2 separate regions of the Homo sapiens genome follow, and region 2 is linked to region 1. Evidence: chromatin contacts called from ENCODE Hi-C or POLR2A ChIA-PET data. All regions are on one chromosome and are shown on one strand. The core of a region is the stretch at or near the end of the contact, and the rest is flanking DNA. Distances in the headings are between cores, read along the strand shown. Region 1 has its middle 350 kb from the start of RPS6KC1. Region 2 has its middle 410 kb from the start of RPS6KC1.

Region 1 (2,700 bases), core at 65-2,564:
ATGCCTTCCTTGCAGGCTGTTTGAGTAATTCATAAAATAATCCATGTCAACGTACCCAGCACGTGCCTTCTGTGTAGTGGATGCTCAATAAATACCCACCTAAGCAGAGGAAAACCAAAAAAGATAGCCAAGAAGGAAGTCTGAAAAACTCTCATGGTTCCAAGGCTCTAAGCATGGCCCTGGACCCAACCCTCAGCCCACTCCCCATCTCAGGCTGTCTGTTAAGTTGTTATTTTGATTTGTTCATTAAGATAAGAACAAAAGGGGACGAGCACGGTGGCTCACACCTGTAATCCCAGCACTTTGGGAGGCCAAGGCGGGTAGATCACTTGAGGTCAGGAGTTCGAGACCAGCCTGGCCAACTTGGTGAAACCCCATCTCTACTAAAAATACAAAAGTTAGCCAGGCACGGTGGTGTGTGCCTATAATCCCAGCTACTCAGGAGGCCGAGGCAGGAGAATGGCGTGAACCTGGAAGGCGGAGCTTGCAGTGAGCCGAGATCGCGCCACTGCACTCCAGCCTGGGTGACAGAGCGAGACTCTGTCTCAAAAAAAAAAAAAGAGAGAAAGAAAAAAGGCAGGCAAGATAGATGTTTCCAACAATGTAAATATAGAACAACAGGGAACTTGGTGTCAGGACACCTGGGTTCCAGTCCCAAAGCTGCTGCTAATTAGTAGGACCTTGCGCAAGTCACCTGACCTCTCTGGGCTTCAGTTTCCTCATCTCTGGAAGGGGCAGGGACAGGGGTGTCTGGCAGGGAAGAGAACTAGGGAAACAGATTAAGCTGGATGATCCACAGATCTTCCAGACCAAAAATTGTACATTGCTATAGCATCAATGAATAAATGGATGGGAAAACATTTGTTCATTCAGTCATTCCTTTGAATTAATCAATAAATATATATAACTACAAATTGATTTCAAGTTCAAGAGAAAAGTTACAATTTTCATTTCACTACCACCTGTTCTCTTATGGTCGAGCTCAATAAATGTGGTTTCGTGGCTGGGTAGTTTCTCTTCGGTAGCTCTTCAACCCCCAGGCAATTTCTTTCCTGCTCTCCCTTCCTTCCTTCCTGGGATCTACCTCCATGTCACCTGAGCAGTCAGTTCTGAGGAGGAACAAGGAGACAAGATTAAAATAAAAATAAAATAAAATAAATCGCACAAGACCCGAGGGTTCTGGTTATGCAGCCCCGCCCACCTCTTTTTTCTATGAATTTCTCAGCTGAGCCTGCTGATCTTTCAAGTGATTCGGCGCCCAGCCCTCCTCGGCCATGCCTGTAATTGGAAGAACACAATGCCCATGCCTGAAGCAGAATCTCTTCGCTAAAAATACCCTGCATTCCTGAGTGACAACAAAAGCTCTCTTGTCAAGCCAAGCTAAAAACAGTAACCGGCAGCTTCAAATGGCACAGGCTACAAAGGTAGAGGGCCTGAAAACAGCATGCCACTCCAAGCCATCTGCCATCTTGGCCCGCCCCAGCTCCCTTCTTCCCACAGCGATGGACATCTTAGTGCCTGCCATTCATCGCCGGGCTTCTACAGCAGTGGGCACCAGGCAGTTAGCTCAGCTCCTGGGACTGAAAGAGCAGGATGGTCTGGTGCGGGGGAGGAGAGGGTGGGCGGCTTCATGCACCCATTGGCCCGTGTGCTGTCAGTTCGAGGTCTGGATATCTTTTAAGAAGAAGCTCTCAGTGTAGCTAGGGAAAGCCATACTGCCCTCAAGCAGAGAAGTCAGGGAGTTTAAGCAGTTTTGGAGTCAACATTCACCTCCTTAAGTAAAGCAAGAATCCATCCGTGGTAGGTAAGGAAAGACTGCTGGACTCACTCAAGGCACAACAGCCAAGGCTCACATCTTTCTGGAAGAGGCCAAGGATCTACTCAACTCTACACTTGTCTGCTAGCTCAGTCTTACAAGTCATCTCCTCCAGAAAGCTGCTCCAGTCCACTCCCTCCCAGGACTGAGTTGCATCCTGCCTGTGTGGACCAATGGCTTTATTACACGTATTGTAATTGCCTTCTTACTTGTTTCCCTGCTAAGTAGAACTCCTGGAAGGCAGGGACTATATCTTGCTCAACATTGCTGCATAGGGCATAACCAGGGCTTCATGCATAGTCTGTACTCAGTAATATTTCTTGGATGAATGAAGAATTAAGTGAAGCCTTTCCCTTGATAATGCCTCTATAATTTTGTAGCTAAACAGTCCTGTTAACTTAAATCTATATGTTTTGTCTATGTCTTGGGATTAGAATCTCCTTGAGGACAGGCACTTGTCTTTTATTTAATGTATAGCCATATATAACCCTTAGGGCCCAAGGTTGTTTGTTGAGATTTCATGCATTGATTTGCAAGCCATCCTATAGACTCTAAATGGACATTTATTCAGTGTAGAGGCAGAATATTATGGGGATGACTTTTATGTAACTCTAAGTCTAATGTCTCAAAGAACTGAGGAGGATTATATACACAGAGAGATTAGGAAAAATAAGTGAGGAAATTAAAGAAAATATAGGTGAAAAAAATAGGATAAAGCCAAGGGTGAATTATAAATAAAATGATGCCTAATAGGTGCATTTTAAGACATGCACTGCAATTTGGTTCTGAGCTTCCAAGGAAAAAGAGAAAACATGAATAATTACACAAATTGCAATGTCAAAAGTAAAATAAATAAATAAAGGAAGTCCTTTGAGTCCAGCATG
Region 2 (2,700 bases), core at 68-2,567, 57 kb before region 1:
TATTCAAATAGGAAGAGTGGAGATTTCTTAAAGAATATAAAACAGAACTACCATTTGACCCAGCAATACCATTACTGGGCATATATCCAAAAGAAAAGGCACTGTTCTACCAAAAAGACACATGTACTTGTGTGCTCTCTGCAGTGCTATTCACAATAGCAAAAACACAGAATCAACCTAAGTGTCCATCAACGGTGGGCTGGATTAAAAAAAAAGTGTTACGTTTACACTATGGAATACTAGGCAGCCTTAAAAAAGAATGAGATCATGTCCTTTGCAGCAACATGGATGCAGCTGGAGGCCATTATCCTAAGCGAATTAATGTAGGAACAGAAAACCAAATACCATATGTTCTCACTTATAAGTGGGAGCTAAACTTTGGGTACATATGGACATAAAGATGGCAATAATAGATACTAGTGACTTGTAGAGGGGGAAGGAGGATGGGGCCAAGGGCTGAAAAACTACCTATTGAGTACTATGCTCACTACCTGGGTAATGGGATCATTCACACCCCAAACCTCAGCATCACGCAATATACCCACGTAACAAACCCACAATGCATCCCCTGGATCTAAAATTAAAGTTGATAGTATTTTTTAAAAATAGTTTTTGGAAGTACACTTACTGCTATAAAAATCTAATTGAATCAGAGGTAAAATGTTCCCAGAAGTTGAAAAGTCACAAGACAGGAATGTGGTTGAGGAGTAAGCCAAGAATCTTAAAAGTATTTTCCTATTTATGAATTTGGGGAAGCACATGGGTCTCAGACTGTGTCTTTTGTGTATGTCAAGAGTCTGTTGCATTTATATATGTATGAACCCAGCAATTAAGTTATTGATCCAATTGTTCCTTGCAAAAGACATTATTTAAACCATTCTGTTGCCAATTAAGTTATTACTGTATCTAGAATACACCACTTGCTGGATCACTTTGTACTCAAAAAGGAATTAAACAGGCTTCTACTTAACTTGAACCATACCTAGGACTTGGAAATCAACCTGAGCTCTGGTAGTTGAACTAGATGGTCAGTTGCAGAAGTGGGTTGCCCAGTCAACCATGCATAACCAGTGAGTGTGAAAGGGACAAGGTAAAAGGCAGTGTCCCTGCTCAGTGAGAGGATGCCCGGAAAGTCCCTAATGAGTTAACTAATGCAGGCAGAAGATCCCTGGAAGGGGTTCATCAGCTTCACCTGCCATAGGCCTTCCCTGGAAGTCAAACAGTCAAAGCAAATCAGAGGAGCCAATCAGCCCTGGCATGGAATCCCCAGAGAGCACGGTCAGCCAGCTGGCTCAAGGTCCTGGGTTGCCGAGGATGGCGTGGAGCTGGAAGTTTCTCACTTGGAGCTCAGCTCCAGCAGGCAAAGCTTGGATCAAAGACAGACAGCTGGAAAGAACAGAACAATCACATCAAAGAATCTTAGGGCTGAATCAGACCTTCAGAAGTCATTTAACTCTTCCCTCCAGCCCTCACAGATATAGGGTGACCTCTCCCCTCCCCTTTTAAAACTATTACTATTATATTATTTTAAACGAAACATTCTACAACCTTTCTGTGTCAGGAAGTCCTTCTTGAGTCCTAGCCCAGATTATTCTTAGGATATTTAGAAACTTCTGCCATTTCAAAAGGAGTTAGAAATGAAATATGAAACCCCCCAAAAATATTGACAAGCTTCCTTGGGCTAAAAAAAGAGATTCATAGCCACATTAAGAAACTACATACAAAATTCTGTACTTAACAGAACAGATCAGTTGTGGGACAAGGGGTAGGTAGAGAAGGAAAGGCACGTTTCAGTGTTACAAAGGGGAGTTATTAAAAATGGAATTATTGCATGATTTTTAAGGTGCATTATTATGGTCTATTTAAGTGATTGTTTATGGAATAGCAACTGCTTTATAGAACATTTTAATAGGCAAATTAAAAGAAATTACCCATTGCCCCACTGTATATCTGTAAATCATGAAAGGGTATAAATTAATAGGTTTAATACTCCTCAATCCACCCAGCTAGGACATGAGCCTTACTGGGACCTTCATGTGGCAGATAAGAGTAGGGTATAAGTGGGCCTAAGTTAGGAAGACCAGCAGTCAGAATTAGAATACCTGAAGAAAGGCGACAAATGAAGATACGTTCAGGACAGACATCAGAATCAAAAACATCCAGTTGCCAAACAGGTAGCATTCTTATGCCTCCTGGAAGGTTTATCCAGCATGAAGCAGGACACAGCCAGGGGCTGGTCAGACTATCTTTTGTGTATGTCAAGAGTCTGTTGTATTAAAGTATATATGAATATATAAAAATATATATTAATACAAGGACCTAGGGTTCAACCTCTTCAACTAGACAGGAAGCCAGGCCTCCAGACCAAAGGAGACTAAGGCAGCAGCCCAACAAGAAGACATGCTGCACGGGACGCACACTCCGTGGCAAGTTTTGAGCACAAAACTAATCCCTGACCCCATGTGCCGATAGGAATGAGGCATCTGTGATACACAAAGCCTCGCTCCTCATTGGCTATGGGTCTCTGATGGCACAGGCTGGGTTCACCGAAGCAGGTGTAGCAGTTGTAAGGGCATGAGGGGCCATGAAAATCTAAAGAGAAGCACTGGAATTATAAAAGAGGTTACCCCACGGGTAAGGTGGGGAGAGTGGTGAGGAAGGGGCTCCTGGGGGCCTTCGGCTATGTTCAAGCAGTGGAGT

The links. Hi-C counts contacts between places; a loop is a spot of excess contacts on that map. ChIA-PET counts read pairs that join two places held with the same protein, here RNA polymerase II (POLR2A).
Region 2: a map of heart left ventricle shows a loop between it and region 1 (3-fold over the local background). The contact joins two enhancer-like sites. A Hi-C loop is called at or near these places in 2 of 168 maps with a recorded cell type or tissue (astrocyte of the cerebellum and heart left ventricle). POLR2A ChIA-PET finds 5 or more read pairs at or near these places in 4 of 52 experiments (PC-3, Panc1, SK-N-SH and 1 more).

What each region holds. Positions count from the first base shown.
Region 1 is chr1:213,398,572-213,401,271 of GRCh38, reverse strand. It overlaps a transcript of RPS6KC1 not described here. Among named protein-coding and RNA genes, the nearest start is that of RPS6KC1, 350 kb to the right of the region's middle. RefSeq lists enhancers at 969-1,504, 1,505-2,041. Within about 2 kb of position 1,314, at least 3 of the 41 ENCODE cell types and tissues checked have a DNase peak (open chromatin) inside an H3K27ac peak, as active enhancers do.
Region 2 is chr1:213,455,893-213,458,592 of GRCh38, reverse strand. It overlaps a transcript of RPS6KC1 not described here. Among named protein-coding and RNA genes, the nearest start is that of RPS6KC1, 410 kb to the right of the region's middle. Within about 2 kb of position 1,317, at least 3 of the 41 ENCODE cell types and tissues checked have a DNase peak (open chromatin) inside an H3K27ac peak, as active enhancers do.